Regions from separate parts of the Homo sapiens genome. Here region 2 is linked to region 1. Evidence: read pairs that join two places in POLR2A ChIA-PET (ENCODE). Cell type or tissue: Panc1. All regions are shown on one strand. Links, peaks and the distances in the headings refer to the core of each region. The heading gives the core; the rest is flanking DNA.

Region 1 (8,335 bases), core at 266-8,265:
GCCCCATGAGGTGGGACCAGTGATTCTCACCACTTTCCAAACTGAGGTCACAGTTGGTCTGAAAGCTGGGAGGGTTCACCCATAGAGAAAACTGGCCAAGACAAGATTCAGATCTGGCGTGGGTCCGAGAGACTCCTGCAAGGGTGTACTCTAGCACTCCACACATTACTTAAGGTTGGTTGAGCTCAGAGGTACAGATATATGTTGGCGACTTACTGAAGGCTGCAAAGCTCATTAAGATCAGGGGTCCAGGGTCTGAGCTCTTCAAAAGATGTTCCACCCTAGGAAGGAAAACGCTCGTTGTTATCATCATTGACGTTTGGTCACTGAGCCTTGGGGTTTATTTTTAGGAAACTCCTAAAAATAATGTGTTTTAGGACACACAGTGAAACTGATCATGTGTCTCCATTCATGGCCTGCTTTCATCATTGGTTTGTGCATGAAGACACTTCTAAAATTATTTATTCATATTATCGATATATAGATGTATTAGCCATTGCTTCTCCCTGTCACGTATAAGACTTGACAAGACTATCATCCCCGAGGTGACCCCCGAAGTGCTATCATTACTCACCGTCCTACCCTCTGGCCCAGCTGCAAAGAATGGGTCTAGCTTAGCTTTCTGATCCTTTCTGCCATCCCAACCCAATCTGCTCTGATTCATCACTTCCTCCCTAAGCATCCTCACCAAAGCCCTTCAGCACCAGTGTCAGCAACAACAGCCAATATGCCCTGGGTCTTCCTTCCTGTGCTCTTTCAAATAACCAGATTATTACTGGACTGCCTATTATATGCCAGGCCCTGTGATTGGCACTGGAATGCAACAATAAGCAAAAACAGACATGGTACCTACCCATCTTCATTTAGCACACAGTCTAGTGGAGGGAGGTGGACATCAGTTAAATAATCACCCCCAAGTACGCAGAAAGATCTTATTGCACAGTATGATAATGGATATGGAGAAAAAGTGCCAGGCACCGCCACCAGGAGTTGGAACTGGTCCAGGAGGGCTTCTCTGAGGAAGGGACCTTGGAGCTGAAACCTGTAGGATGGGGCAACTGGGTAAAGTGGGCAGAGATAGCCTCTGGGCAGAGGGTTGAGCAGTGACACTGGAGAGGAAGCCAGAGGCTCACTTGGGAAAGACCTTGAGATGGATCAGAGGCAGGTGATGGCGGGCATCCATGGGGTCTTACTCTGAGCATTCATGGGATTCAGTTTGGGTGCAATGCAGTCGCGGCCGGCTACAGTTGCAGAACTCACTGGAGGGAGGTGAGAGTGCATGGGAAGACCAGTGAGGAAGCTCCTGCCCGTCTACAGGTGATGGACGATCGGGATAGTGGGGTGGTAGCAAGGTGCAAACAAATGGACTCATGATGTACTTGGAGATTTGGTGATGGAGTGCATGAGGGATAAGGAGCAGAGTGAGGGGTCCCTGACCTCCTGCTCGAGCAAATAGAGCAACAGTAGATCCTCAGGTGATCTTCATAAATTCAAACCATCCTTCCCTCCCTTGCACAGGCAAGAAACAACATTGAAGTATCTACATTGAAGACAGAACTTTGTGTTCCTATTTGTTTTTCTCTATGCTAATTAAAATGCCCTTTGTAATGGCCGGGCATGGTGGCTCACACCTGTAATCCCAGCACTTTGGGAGGCCGAGGCAGGCAGATCACCTGAGGTCAGGAGTTTGAGACCAGCCTGACCAATATGATGAAACCCCGTCTCTACTGAAAATACAAAAATTGGCCGGGCACGGTGGCTCACGCCTGTAATCCCAGCACTTTGGGGGGCTGAGGCGGGTGGATCACCTGAGGTCAGGAGTTCAGGACCAGCCTGGCCAACATGGTGAAACCCCATCTCTACTAAAAATACAAAAAAATTAGCCAGTCGTGGTGGCAGGCGCCTGAAATCCCAGCTACTGGGTGGGTGGGGGGCTGAGGCAGGAGAATTGCTTGAACCCGGAAAGGGGAGGTTGCAGTGAGCCGAGATTGCGCCATTGCACTCCAGCTTGGGGGACAAAAGCAAGAAGCTGTCTCAAAAAAAAAAAAAGTACAAAAATTACCCGGGCATGGTGGCATGTGCCTGTAATCCCAGCTACTCGGGAGGCTGAGACAGGAGAATTGCTTGAACCCGGGAGGCAGAAGTTGCAGTGAGCCCAGATCGTGCCATTGCACTCCAGCCTGGGCGACAAGAAAGAAACTCTGTCTCAAAAATATATACATAAAAACAAAACGAAACACCCTTTGTAAATCAATCCAGAGGAAACTTTTCCTTTTTTTGCCAATGAAATTAATTATGTCGAGAAACCTGAATCTCATCTCTTCTGTCTTCATGTCTGTTACATTCTCAAAAGACACACTATTGCTCAGTGTCAGGGTAGGATAATGAGCTGATCAGAAACAATTTTCATGTCATTTGAAGCTTAATTTCATTAGCAAATAAAAACTGTTTCAAATACCACCATTGGTCCTCTAAAGTTGATTTAGAGATTCAGGTTGAAAATCGATTAAAGTGATTTTTCCTTCATAAAAGTTTATAGCTCTGCAGGCACACACAGACTCCTTAGACTTGCAAAGCCACATCCATATTATTTTCCAGAATGACCGTTACCGAAAAAAAGTGAGTTGCAGAGCAATAAGTAGATATGATCTCGTTTATGTAAAAACAAAACAAAGCAGTGACAAAAGCTAAAACTGAAAATCACTCCAAATTCAGCAGCATTGGCATCACAGTGGAGCTTGCTAAAAATGGGGAATCTCGCCCGGGCGCAGTGGCTCACGCCTGTAAATCCCAGCACTTTGAGAGGCCGAGGCGCGTGGATCATGAGGTCAGGAGATCAAGACCGTCCTGGCTAACACGGTGAAACCCCGTCTCTACTAAAAATACAAAAAATTAGCCGGGCGTGGTGGCGGGTGCCTGCAGTCCCAGCTACTCGGGAGGCTGAGGCAGGAGAATGGCGTGAACCCGGGAGGCGGAGCTTGCGGTGAGCCGAGATCGTGCCCCTGCACTCCAGCCTGGGCGACAGCGAGACTCCATCTCAAAAAAAAAAAAAAAAAAAAGAAATGGGGAATCTCAGATCCTACCCAAGACCCACTGAATCATTTTAACAAAATCAACAGCTGATTCTTCAGCACATTGAAGTCTGACAAGCACTGCTGTTAACAGTTCTTTTTCTTTTCTTTTCTTTTTAAGACAGGTTCTCACTCTGTCACCCAGGCTGGAGATCACAGTCCACCACAGCCTCCTGGGCTCACGCAATCCTCCCGTCTCAGCCTCCCAAGCAGCTGGGACTGTAGGTGCATGCTATCATACCCAGCTAATTTTTTTCTTTCTTTTCTTCCTTTTTATTTTTATTTTTATTTATTTTTTATTTTTTCTAGATACAAGGTCTCACTATATGGCCCAGGCTGGTCTCAAACTCCTGGACTCAAGCAATCCTTCCACCTCAGCCTCCCAAAGGGCTGGGATTATAGGCGTGAGCCACCACACCCAGTCTATATTTATATTTCTACACACACACAAACACTTGTGTGTGTTATATATGTAGATAAATATATTATCTATGTATCTAATATATCTATTATCCTAGACATACATAGATATGTGTATATGAATAGAAATATAAATGCATAGAAAAGTCTGGACTAAACTGCTCACGGTGGTTAATTTTGAGAAGTTTGGATTTCAAGGTGAATGTGGTGGTGAATAGTAAGTGGGAAATTCAAAGGGGGCTTTCACATTTTACCAGATATACCAGATAACCTAGATTTACTGATCTAGGCGCCCGCCACCACGCCTGGCTAATTTTTTTTGTATTTTTCAGTAGAGACGGGGTTTCACCGTGTTTGCCAGGATGGTCTCCATCTCCTAACCTCATGATCTGCCCGCGTCTGCCTCCCAAAGTGCTGGGATTACAGGTGTGAGCCACCGCGCCCGGCCAGACAGAACTGCTTAATGCATTACTTGGGTAATTTAAATTTAAATATTAAGATAGTATAAAGCTGAGGACCTAAAAAACTAATCTTACAAATAACACGGACATCTCAAGTCCCTCCTCTCTTTGACCTACCAATTCCTCCTGGGGGGAGGTGCCCTCAGAATTACTCACACATGTGAGAAATGATGTGCAACCGAGATAATTCACAGGAGCACTGTTTGTAATAGCCCAATATTGAAGACAACTTAAAGGCCCATCATAGCCCGGGCACGGTGGCTCACGCCTGTAATCCCAGCACTTTGGGAGGCCCAGGCAGGCGGATCACTTGAGGTCAGGAGTTTGATACCAGCCTGGCCAACATGGTGAAACCCCGTCTCTACTAAAGACACAAAAAGTAGCTGGGTGTGGTAGCGCGTGCCTGTAATCCCAGCTACTTGGGAGGCTGAGAGAGGAGAATCGCTTGAACCTGGGAGGTGGAGGTTGCAGTGATCCAAGATCGCATCACAGCACTCCAGCCTGGGTGACAGAGAAAGACTGTCTCAAAAACAATAAAGGCCCATCATTTGGGAATTGGTTAAATAGAATAAAGGACATTTACAGCGTAACACTATACAGTCATAGAAAAGAGAGATCAAAGGGCTGGGCGTGGTGGCTCGTGCCTGTAATCCCAGCACTTTGGGACGCTGAGGTGGGAGGATCACCTGAGGTCAGGAGTTTGAGACCAGCCTGGCCAACATGGTGAAACCCTGTCTCTACTAAAAACACAAAAATTAGCCGGGGGTGGTGGCACACATCTGTAATCCCAGCTACTCAGGAGGCTGACTCAGGAGAATCACTTAAACCTGGGAGATGGAGGTTGCAGTGAGCCGAGATCGCGCCACTGCACTCCAGCCTGGGTGACAGAGCGATACTCTTGTTTCAAAAAAAAAAAAAAAAAAAAAACAAGATCAAGCTCTATATGTGTTGAGATGGAACAATGGCCAAGAGCAATGGTTCATGCAAGGACAAAGGGGCTGAGCCATCTGGATGATATGTTGACAATTGTGTAGAAAGGGAGCGGGGAGTGGAATACATATTTATATTTGGTTGTATATGCACAATGTAGCTCTGAGTATCATATTATACAACATAAAGGAGTAGTGGTTGACTATGAGAAGGGGAACAAATGGGTGGCTGTGGGACAGTGGTTAAGAGACTTTTCACCATTTGTTAAACTTGGTGATTATTTGAAGCACTTGGATGCATTACCTATTCAAAATCTTACTAAAACAAGAACAAAACAAACAAACAGAAGCTTCTAGGATTCTTTTATTTCTCTGAGAATCCTTACTCCTGGGAACTACATCTGGAGAACTCATTGTGAGCCCAATAACACAGGGGCTTGGTTTCCCATGAAAAGAAGGCTGCCTTTCAAGGAAGGAGAGGGACATTCTCCATCCTGAGGGGACACCCCCCACACACCCCATGCTTCCTTTATTGCCATTTCGTCCTTTGCTGCTCTCATTTGATGTGGCTCGGCTTTTTTTTTTTTCTTAAAGTTCCCACCAGTTCTCTTTAAAGACAGCACCAAAACTAAAACTAAAAACCAATTTAATTTTACTTTTAAAGCACTCCCCCTTTTTTTTTAATTTTTACAATAATGAAGATCTTATTCTAGGATGAAAATAATGAATAGGAAAGAGCTGTTTATTCTTCCTTCTTCCCACCCCTGAATATTGAAGTAAAACTAAATAACAATGAAAGTGACTAGGAACAGCAGACAAGGGGAAATATGTCAGAATGAGAACATCTCATGTCATCTCCAGGGCTGGGGGAGAAACATCTTTCCTGGTACAAGGTCCCGGTACCGAAGAAATACAATTTTTCAAAAAGTTCTGTAAGTGATACATGCTTGTTACAAAAAATCTCTACCATTTTCAAAGCTTAGAAGGCAGAAACTCCTTGTTAGTTGGTAATTTCTTTATCTCTCTCATGCTTTCCTGATATCTGAATTACGCTTGAGAAAAAGAGGAAAATAAAACAAGACAGAAAATAATGCTTCCTTAGGTAAATACAATCGGCTAAGAAAGGCTTCCAAGAAGAAGCATAATTCACTGAGTCCCAGCTTATTGAGAGAATCCCCAAACAAAGGACTTTTGTGAAGGGATCAGTCTCAGCCACCATAACTTAGCATACAATAGGATGGCTTAATAAAAGAGGTTTCCAAAGGCCAAGATGGTTATCAAAGATCTCCCAAGGAGAGAGGGAGAAGAAGAGACAGAGAGAAAAAGAGAGAGAGAAAGAGGGAAGGAATAACCTTCTGGAATGTTCCCAACTATCTTTCCAGTTAGCATTCATGAATACGTGAAAGGTTTCATATCACTTGGAGTCCCACCCATTTTTCAAAATAGGAAGCTTCCGCTATTTTCTTCTGGATCCGTTATTGGGTCAAGAGAAGTCTCTGCCTCTTGTCCAGGACATTTGGATATTTCTTATTTGTTATTTATTTATGAGATAGGGTCTCACTGTGTCGCCCAGGCTGGAGTGTAGTGGCACAACCATGGCTCACTGCAGCCTCGACCTCCCAGGTTCAAGTGATTCTCCCGTCCCAGCCTCCTGAGTAGCTAGGACGACAGGCACCATTGCACTTGGCTAATTTTAAAATATTTTTTAGAGATAGGGTCTTGCTATGTTGCCCAGCCTGCTCTCAAACTCCTGGCCTCAAGTGATCCTCCCCCACCTTGGCTTCCCAAAGTGCTCGGATTGCAGGTGTAAGCCACCCACTGCACCTGGCCTAGATTTGGAAGTTTATATAATTACTTTTCAATGAATGTTTTAATGAATGTTGCAATGAATGTCTCCTTGTTTACCTTAGATGACTGGGTGAAATAAACAACTCCTCAAATTTTGTTATGTTACTCTGCCATATTATATCACGTATGACATATATTGTTATATTATATTACATATGTATGTCTATACATATGTTTCTGTGTATGTAGATGTTTATACATCCAGCATATTAAATCCATCAAGCTTTTCGACAAAGGTGAAAGGTTGTAGACTTCACAAACTTAAATAATGTAGGTTGTAGAGTCAGAGCAACTTCTGGTTGTCCCAGTGAACTTGGATAAGTGACTTAACCTGGCTGGGCCTCCATGTCCTCCTGGCAAGTAGGGGTGGTAACCGCCCATATGGAGGGGGTTCCACAAGATAAATTTGGAAAGACATAGGCAAGTGGCACAAAGCAACGGTAGCTGTGGTTGTCCCCTCCGGACAGTGGTTATTAAAAAGACTTATAGGTTGGGCGCGGTGGCTCCTGCCTATAATCCCAGCACTTTGGGAGGCCAAAGCAGGCAGATCACTTGAGGTCAGGAGATCCAGATCAGCCCAGCCAACATGGTGAAACCCCGTCTCTACTAGAAATACAAAAATTACTGAGTATGGTGGCGCAAGCCTGTAGTCCCAACCTACTCAGGAGGCTGAGGCATGAGAATCACTTGAACCTGGGAGGCAGAGGTTGCAGTGGGCCAAGATGGCGCCACTGTACTCCACCCTGGCAACAGAGTGAGACCTTGTTTCAAAAAAAAAAAAAAAAAAAAAAAAGAAGATGTATGTTCCCGGCTTTAGGAGACTACCTTGGGGGCTGTGCAAACACAGGCTACTCTATTCAAATTCTGGATTTCTTTAAAAAACAAAACCACAAACACCAAAATACTCTGATAGTGCTTCAAAACCTCAAACTGGCCAGTGTGTGGCTCATGCCTGTAATCTAGCACTCGTGTGTGGCTCATGCCTGTAATCTAGCACTCTGGGAGGCTGAGGCAGGTGGATTGCTTGAGCCCAGAAGTTTGAGACCAGCCTGGGCCACATGGTGAAACCCCATCTCTACAAAAATGATAAAAGTTAGCCAGGCGTGGTGACTGTGGGCCTGTAGTCCCAGCTACTCAGGAGGCTGAGGTGGATCACCAGAGCCCAGGAGGTCAAGGCTGCAGTAAGCCGAGATCATGAGATCATGCCACTGCACACCAGCTTGGGTGACAGAATGAGACCCTGTCTCAAAAAAAAAAAAAAAAAAAAGCCCTGAAATTCAGTGGTCTCAAAATTTAGAGTATATTCAGCTATTCAGCAAAAAAGAGAAAAGAATAAAATTCTTACTTGAGGCCGGGCATGGTGGCTCACGCCTGTAATCCCAACACTTTGGGAGGCCGAGGTAGGTGGATCACTTGAGGTCAGGAATTCGAGACTAGCCTGACCAACATTGTAAAACCCCATATCTACTAAAACTACAAACTTAGCCAGGAATGGTGGCACATGCCTGTAATCCCAGCTACTTGGGAGGCTGAGGCAGGAGAATCGCTTGAACCCAGGAGGCAGAGGTTGCAGTGAGCTGAGATAGCGCCACTGCACTACAGCCTG
Region 2 (8,335 bases), core at 270-8,269, 94 kb before region 1:
CTACAGGGGCCCAGCAAGCCACATAAAAAAATACATAGGCCAGGTGCAGTGGCTCACGCCTGTAATCCCAACACTTTGAAAGGCTGAGGCAGGAAGATCACTTACAGCCAAAAGTGTGAGACCGGCTTGGGTTACATAGTGAGATCCCATCTCTATTTATTTTTTAAAAATGGAAGAAGAAGAAAAGAAGAAAGAAGGAGGTGGAGAAGGAAAGAAAGAAGAGAGGAGGGAGGAGGAGAAAAAACAATGAATGAAAATAAACACAGGGTCCAGTGGGATGGGGCACACCGCCAGTCCAGTTCCTACACAAGCCTAGACCATCTGATTCTGCAAGACAAAGACATTCTGTAAGCAAATATTCAGTTATAAAATGTTGGCAACTGATTCAATTTTTAAATATTATACAAAACTAAAACCACACCAAGATATCTTTTTTTTACGACCAAAGTCAAAAATCTTAATAATGGCAAGGATGGACAAATAGGCGCTGTCACTGCCAGCAAGGATCCAAGATGGCATCACCTCAGGGAGGACATTTTGACGATGCTATCAAAATTACAAATGTACCTTCACTTCAGCCATTCCCCTTCCAGATATTCCGTGCAGTCTAACATGGGCACAAAGACTTGTGTGACATTTCTAGTAATAGTAAACCATTAGAAAAAATAAATATAACTGACCAAGCTCAGTGGCTCACGCCTATAATCCCAGCACTTTGGAGGCCCAGGTTCACTTGAGGCCAAGAGATCAAGACCAGCCTGGGTGACAGCGCCTCTAAAGATTAGATAGATAGATAGATAGATAGATAGATAGATAGATAGATAGACAGACAGACAGACAGACAGACAAATAAAATGGAAAAATAATCTAAATGACCATCAGTGGTAGACTGGCTAAACAAACTACAGTACTATTCAATTTAATACTACAAAGGCATTAAAATAATGATCAAAGGCCAGGTGCAATGGTGTGTGCCTGTAGTCCCAGCTATTTGGGACGCTGAGGCAGGAGAATCACTTGAACCCAGGAGTTTGAGACAGCCTAGGCAACACAGCCCCCACATCTCAAATAAGTAAATAAATAAATAATTTCAAAAAGGGAATGAAGAAGGTTGTTATATACTGACACGGAACGAGCTCAGAATTTTTTTTTTTTGAGACGGAGTCTCACTCCGTCACCCAGGCTGGAGTGCAGTGGTGCGATCTCGGCTCACTGCAACCTCCGCCTCCCGGATTCAAGCAATTCTTCTGCCTCCTCAGCCTTCCGAGTAGCTGGGATTACAGGTGCCCACCACCATGCCCAGCTAAGTTTGCTATTTGTAGTAGAGACAGTTTCACCATGTTGACCAGGCTGGTCTCAAACTCCTGACCCCAGGTGATCCACCCACCTTGGTCTCCCAAAGTGCTGGGATTATAGGCGTGAGCCACTGCCGGCCAGAATGTACTGTTAAGTGAACAATACATGTACTGTGTAGGGTATATTAATAATAGAATAAAAACAAAAAATCTATGTCTATTTATCTATATAAAGATGCATGGTTTTTTTGATAAATGCTTAAAAATTTCTAGAACAATACAGAAGAACATGGTAAGACTGGCTGCCTGGGGAAGGGTACAGGGTAGCTGACTAGAGAGAGTGGGAGGGAAACTGACTTTGCAATGGCTACACCTCTGTAGCTTTTAAGTATTAAACCATGTGACTCTGACTCAGTACACTTTTTTCTAATCTAAAAATAAAATAGGCCGGGTGCAGTGGCTCATCCTGTAATCCCAGCACTTTGGGAGATAGGCAGATGGCCTGAGCTCAGGAGTTTGAGACCAGCCTGGGCAACATGGTGAAACCCTGTCTCTACTTAAAAAAAGAAAAAAAGTCCAATAAAATTAGCTGGGTATAGTGGTGGGCACCTGTAATCCCAGCTACTTGGGAGGCTGAGGCGGGAGAATTGCTTCAACCCGGGAGGCGGAGGTTGCGGTGAGCCGAGATCGCACCACTTGCACTCCAGCCTGGGTGACAAAGCAAGACTCCGTCTCCAAAATAAATAAAAATAATAATAAAATAATAAAGCTCACCCCGCTGCCCAAACAGCACACAGCTCTGTCTGCAGCCTCTGATCTTGCCATGAGCTTGTAGGTCAGAGAGCAGACACCATTCACCTCCCCCAGGCCTGGCACACAAACGTGCTCCGTCACTAAGCGTGGGCTGATGACTCATTCTCCTGGGCCCTTTCACATGCCCCAGTGCCCAGCACTCCTCCCTCACCTCATGCATTTGTGTTTACCCAAGACACTCGGTCATAGGTTCTAACACAGACCTAGGCCACAGAGCCTGGCTGGCAACCCCACACAGCACGAGCCCAAAAAATTCCAGAAAACAGGACAGAATCCAGTGGAAGGCAATTTCCTAGACACCAAAACAATAAGCAAAAACATGAGTAAGTGCTGAGTGTGTGCCAAGCGCTGTGGCAAAGCCCTCAACGCGAATGACTTGCCTTGCTCCTCCCGACTGTCCTACATCAAGGGCTTCTATCCTCGCCCTCTTGTAGATGAGGACACTGCACCTCAGAGGGTCTTGCAGCCCATAAGGGACAGAGCCAGGATGTGAGTCCAGCAGGCTGACCCCGGAGCCAGCCCTCTTAGCTGGAGTCTGGCAATCTCATCTCGTTGTAGAATCTGAGAGCCACCTCTCAATTGTCTAGATGGCAACCTAGGGAGGAATCCAAATGGCAGGAACCCAGCAGAGACACACCAAGGGTCCCCACTGGCACTGCCAAGCCCACCTGCCTCCTCCCTCCAAGCCTGCTATGGCAGCTGGCACTGCTATGGGAGCGTCCATGAGCAACACACATTGGGGTCTAAGAGCTCTACGTCCAACAAGAGGCAGGAGGCTGGACGTGGCTCCTTCCTTGCAGCCATGGGTCACGCGGATAAAGAAGGGAAGGAAGAAGGGAGGGGCATCAGGAAGGAAGAATTCCCTTTTTCTCTGCAGATGAGGATTCCATTGTTTATCCTCCTTCTGGCTCCAGTGCTCAACATGTACCCTCACTGAAGCCCATTGTGGGCCCTGCCACCACTTATACCCCCAATGAATTAGGAATGCAAAACTCTTGAGATTTTTTAACGTTTCTGGGTTTTTTTTGTTTTTTTTTTTTTTTTTTGAGACAGCGTCACACTCCATCCCATGCTGGAGTGCAGTGACGCGATCATGGCTCACTGCAGCCTCAAACCCCTGGACTCAAGGGATCCTCCCACTTCAGCCTCCCAAGTAACTGAGACCACAAACATGCAATACCATGCCCAGCTAATTTTTTATTTTTCTTGGTAGAGATGGAGTCTCCCTATGTTGCCCAGGCTGGTCTCGAACTCCTGGGCTTAAGAAATCCTCCCACCTCCGCCTCTCAAAATGCTGGGATACAGGCATGAGCCACCATGCCCTGTTGCTCCTATTCCTTTTTGTTTGTTTTTTGTTTTTGTTTTGTTTTGTTTTGAGACAGAGTCTCGCTCTCCCCAGGCTGGAGTGCAATGGCGCAATCTCGGCTCACTGCAAGCTCCGCCTCCCGGGTTCACGCCATTCTCCTGCCTCAGCCTCCTGAGTAGCTGGGACTGCAGGCGCCCACCACCACGCCCGGCTAATTTTTTTGTATTTTTAGTAGAGACGGGGTTTCACCGTGTTAGCCAGGATGGTCTCGATCTCCTGACCTCGTGATCCGCCCGCCTCGGCCTCCCAAAGTGCTGGGATTATAGGCGTGAGCCACCGCGCCCGGCCGCTCCTCTTCTTTATTCACTCGCTCATTTAATCAAGCAGCCAGTATTTACTGAGCACCTACTAGGTGCCAGCCTTTGTGCTAAGCACTGGGATTCTCACAAGACAAACGAGGGCACTGCTCTCACAGAGCCTACATTTTGTAGGTGGGCAAGGTAGGAACAACAACAAAAAAAAAAAAACAAGAAAAAAAAAATATATGCTACTCAGCGGTAGGTGGCTCCTACAGAGTGAATGGTCTGGAAAGATGTCCCAAAGACACAGCTGAGCTGAGACCTGGGAGACAAGAGACAGCAGCTTACGAGCTGTGGGACCCTGGACTAGTTAATTAACCCTGCTAAGCCTCCGTTTCCTGGAAAATAAAACAATGACAGTACCTAGTATTGGACGATGCCATTAAGACAATCCACTTAAAATACCTAAGACAGTGATGCTGGCACCCAAGACACCAACGGAGTTTAACAAAATTCTTACAAGAAAAACTACTGTGTGTCACTAGAACGGAAGCCCCACACTGTCAGGGATTTCTCTCGCACGTGTTGACCACTATATCCCTAATATTAAAACTGCCAGAGACAGAGTAAGTGCTCAGGAAATATTTATGGAGTGAATAAACGGATGAATCAACAGTAGCTATTTTTAGTCTTCATGCTATAAACCTCTGTTAACTTTTCTGTGAGTGTGTAGAGATCTGGATGCCCTTTCAAACAGCCGGCAATTCTCTGAAATATCCAAAAACAAGGCCAAGATTCTTAAGCACTGGTTTTCTGTGGTATCACACACAAAACTGCATTTTTGAGTGCTTCTTTGTTGGTCAGGCTTATCCGATCCCAGTTAGGTGACTTCTCAGGCCCCGGGCAGGAGTCAGTGCCTCTCTCTACTTTCTCTTTGTTTGCTTTAGGAAGGGCCAGGATTCAGAATGAAAACATTACCTGTGGCCGGGTACAGTGTCTCATGCCTATAATCCCAGCAGTTTGGGAGGCCAAGGTGGGTGGATCACCTGAGGCTGGGAGTTCGAGGCCAGCCTGGCCAACATGGTCAAACCCTGTCTCTACTAAAAATACAAAAATAGCTGGGGGTGGTTATGCACGCCTGTAATCCCAGCTACTTGGGAGGCTGAGGCAGGACAATCACTTGAACCTGGGAGGCAGAAGTTGCAGTGAGCCAGGATGGCGCCATTGCACTCCAGCGTGGGCAACAAGAGCCAGACTCTGTCTCAAAAAAAAAAAGAAAGAAAGAAAGAAAAGAAAAAGAAAACATTACTTGTAAAGTGAAAATAAAATACAAATCAACTTGTGAGACTATAAGGCACTGGTTAAGTAAATTAGAGATGTCTATTCAAAGAAATATGCTGTCATTCAAAATGTCATTTGCATATGGCAAAACCCTGTCTCTATTAAAAACACAAAAATTAGCTGGGCGTGGTGGTGTGCACCTGTAGTCCTAGCTACTTGGGAGGCAGAGGCGGAGGCAGGAGAATCACTTGAACTCGGAAGGCGGAGGTTGCAGTGAGCCGAAATCATGCCATTGCAATCCAGCCTGGGCAACAGAGTGAGACTCCGTCTCAAAAAACAACAACAACAACAACAACAACAACAACAACAAACCCACGTTCTACATGGTTCCTAGTCATAAAACAATGTACACGCAGAAACAAACAGGAAGAAAACATCATCTGCTAAAAGGTTTGTGTTCATTGTGATTGTCTTTGAAGGAAAAATAACATAATACCAGCATTTCCTTTATCAGTTTTCTCTGTTCTCTCATTTTTCTTTTTCTTTCTTTTTTTTTTTTTTTAATGAGACTGAGCCTCGCTCTGTCACCCAGGCTAGAGAGCAGTGGCACGATCTCGACTCACTGCAACCTCCGCCTCCCAGGTTCAAGCAATTCTCCTGACTCAGCCTCCCAAGTAGCTGGGATTACAGGCATGTGCCACCATGCCCAGCTAATTTTGGTTTTTTTTTTTCCAGTAGAGACAGGTTTTCACCATGTTGGACAGGCTGGACTCGAACTCCTGACCTCAGGTGATCCACCCACCTCAGCCTCCCAAAGTGCTGGGTTACAGGCACGAGCCACCATGCCCGGCCTGTTCTCTCATTTTTTTTTACATAGATATGTACTCATTTTTCAATTAGAGGAAAACAAAGATTAGACTTTTTCACTGCTCCCCTTATAACATAAACTATTCAAGAAGAGAGTGCCTGGCCAGGCCCTGGAGCCTGGAGCCCCACAGGAGGACAGACCACCCTGACTTGACAATTTAAGCTCAGTGTTCCTGTGACTTGGCTAACCTATATGTCTAAAACTCAATCTCAGATACAGAAAAGGAAGCCAACGCTGGGCGCGGTGGCTCATGCTTGTAATCCCAGCACTTTGGGAGGCCAAGGCAGGTGGATCACCTGAGGTCGGGAGTTCAAGACCAGCCTGACCAACATGGAGAAACCCCGTCTCTACTAAAAATACAAAAAAGTAGCCAGGCCTGGTGGTGCATGCCTGTAATCCCAGCTACGCAGGAGGCTGAGGCAGGAGAATTGCTTGAACCCAGGAGGCGGAGGTTATGGTGAGCTGAGATTGCGCCATTGCACTCTGGCATGGGCAACAAGAACAAAACTCCATCTCGGGAAAAAAAGAAGAATAAATTTCTTAGGTCAGGCATGGTGGCACAGGCCTGTATTCCCAGCACTTTGAGAGGCCAAAAGTGGACAAATCACCTGAGGTCAGGGGTTTGAGACCAGCCTGGCCAACATGGCTAAACCCTGTGTCTACTAAAAATACAAAAAAAATCACTGGGCATGGTGGTGCATGCCTGTAATACTAGCTAGTAGGAAGGCTGAGGCATGAGAATTGCTTGAACCCAGAAGGCAGAGGTTGCAGTGAGCCAAGACCACACCACTGCATTCCATCCTGGGCAACAGAGTGAGACACTGTCTCAATAAATACATAAATAAGCCGGGCATGGTGGCCCATGCCTGTAATCCCAGCACTTTGGGAGGCCGAGGTGGATCACTTGAGATCAGGAGTTTGAGACCAGCCTGTCCAACATGGTGAAACCCCATCCCTACTAAAAAAAAAAAAATACAAAAATTAGCCAGGTATGGTGGCATACACCTGTAACCCCAACTACTCAGGAGGCTGAGGCAGAAGAATTGCTTGAACCCAGGAGCCGGAGGCTGCAGTGAGCCGAGACTGCACCACTGCACTCCAGCCTGGGCAAAAGAGTGAGACTCTGTCTCAAAAAATAAAAAATAAGTAATAAATAAATAAATTTATTGGCTGGGCGTGATGGCTCACGCCTGTAATCCCAGCACTTTGGGAGACCAAGGCAGGCGGATCACAAGGTCAGGAGTTCGAGACCAGCCTGACCAACATGGTAAAACCCCGTCTCCACTAAAAATACAAAAATTAGCTGGCGTGGTGCCACGGGCCTGTAATCCCAGCTACCCAGGAGGCTGAGGCAGGAGAATCGCTTGAACCCAGGAGGCGGAGGTTGCAGGGAGCCAAGAACGCGCCTCTGCACTCCAGCCTGGGTGAAAGAACAAGACTCCATCTCAATTAAAAAAAAAAAAATTTCTTATAATACCATTATACTCCTATCAGAATGGCTGAAACAAAAGGTGACGGACAATACCAAGTGTTGATGAGGACATGGAACAACTGACCAGCTTGGTGGAAGTATAAATTAGTACAATTGCTTTGGAAAATTATCATTTTCTTCTAAAGCTAAACACAAATATACCCTAGGGCCCAGCAAAGCCACATAATACATACTGAATGATGTGTTCAAGAATGTTCATAGCAGCCGGGCGCGGTGGCTCACGCCTGTAATCCCAGCACTTTGGGAGGCCGAGGCGGGCAGGTCACAAGATCAAGACCATCCTGGCTAACAAGGTGAAACCTCGTCTCTATGAAAAATACAAAAAATTAGCCAGGCGTGGTGGTGGGCGCCTGTAGTCCCAGCTACTCTGGAGGCTGAGGCAGGAGAATGGCGTGAACCTGGGAGGCGGAGCTTGCAGTGAGCCGAGATCGTGCCACTGAACTCCAGCCTGGGCGACAGAGCGAGACTCCATCTCAAAGAAAAAAAAAAAAGTTCATAGCTGCACTATTCATGACATTAATTTCAAATAAAAGCTTAATAACACTAAGAGATACTGCACATGCCAAGATGGCAATAAATGAGACGCTTTCTACGTTAGTTTCCTTGGGCTGCCATAATAAAATATCATAGACTGGATGGCTTAAACAACAGAAACTTATTTTCTCACAGTCCTGGAGGCCAGAAATCCAAGAACAAGGTGTCAGCAGGGTTGGTTTCTCCTGAGGCCTCTCTCCTTGGCTTGCAGACAGCCACCTTCCCCCTGTGTCCTCACACGGTCTTTTCTCTGGTGTCTCTGTCTTTTTTTTTTTTTCTTTCTTTCTTTCTTTTTGAGATGGAGTCTCGCTCTGTCGCCCAGGCTGGAGTGCAGGGGCATGATCTTGGCTCACTGCAACCTCCGCTTCCTGGGTTAAAGCAATTCTCCTGCCTCGGCCTTCCTAGTAGCTGAGATTACAGGTGCACGCCACCACACCTGGCTAATTT

What was found. ChIA-PET counts read pairs that join two places held together with the same protein. Peaks named below come from ENCODE experiments on the same cell type or tissue, not always from the same donor. Only the 100,000 strongest peaks of a DNase experiment are listed, where the experiment ranks them.
Region 2: POLR2A ChIA-PET joins it to region 1 with 28 read pairs; 3 of 35 experiments call an interaction of 5 or more read pairs at or near these places.

What each region holds. Positions count from the first base shown.
Region 1 is chr20:51,842,469-51,850,803 of GRCh38, forward strand. It overlaps LINC01429 (long intergenic non-protein coding RNA 1429), which reads right to left. Exons shown (of 3, transcript NR_110016.1): 2 at 217-281. Among named protein-coding and RNA genes, the nearest start is that of LINC01429, 16 kb to the right of the region's middle. RefSeq lists an enhancer at 4,011-4,511. In Panc1, for the core only: no CTCF peak of the experiment used is centred there; no DNase peak of the experiment used is centred there.
Region 2 is chr20:51,748,126-51,756,460 of GRCh38, forward strand. The region is part of intron 1 of ATP9A (ATPase phospholipid transporting 9A (putative)); the gene reads right to left. Among named protein-coding and RNA genes, the nearest start is that of ATP9A, 16 kb to the right of the region's middle. RefSeq lists enhancers at 1,724-2,334, 2,082-2,131. In Panc1, for the core only: no CTCF peak of the experiment used is centred there; DNase peaks (open chromatin) are centred at 1,706, 2,296 and 4,356; H3K4me3 peaks cover 1,445 bases; H3K27ac peaks cover 4,039 bases.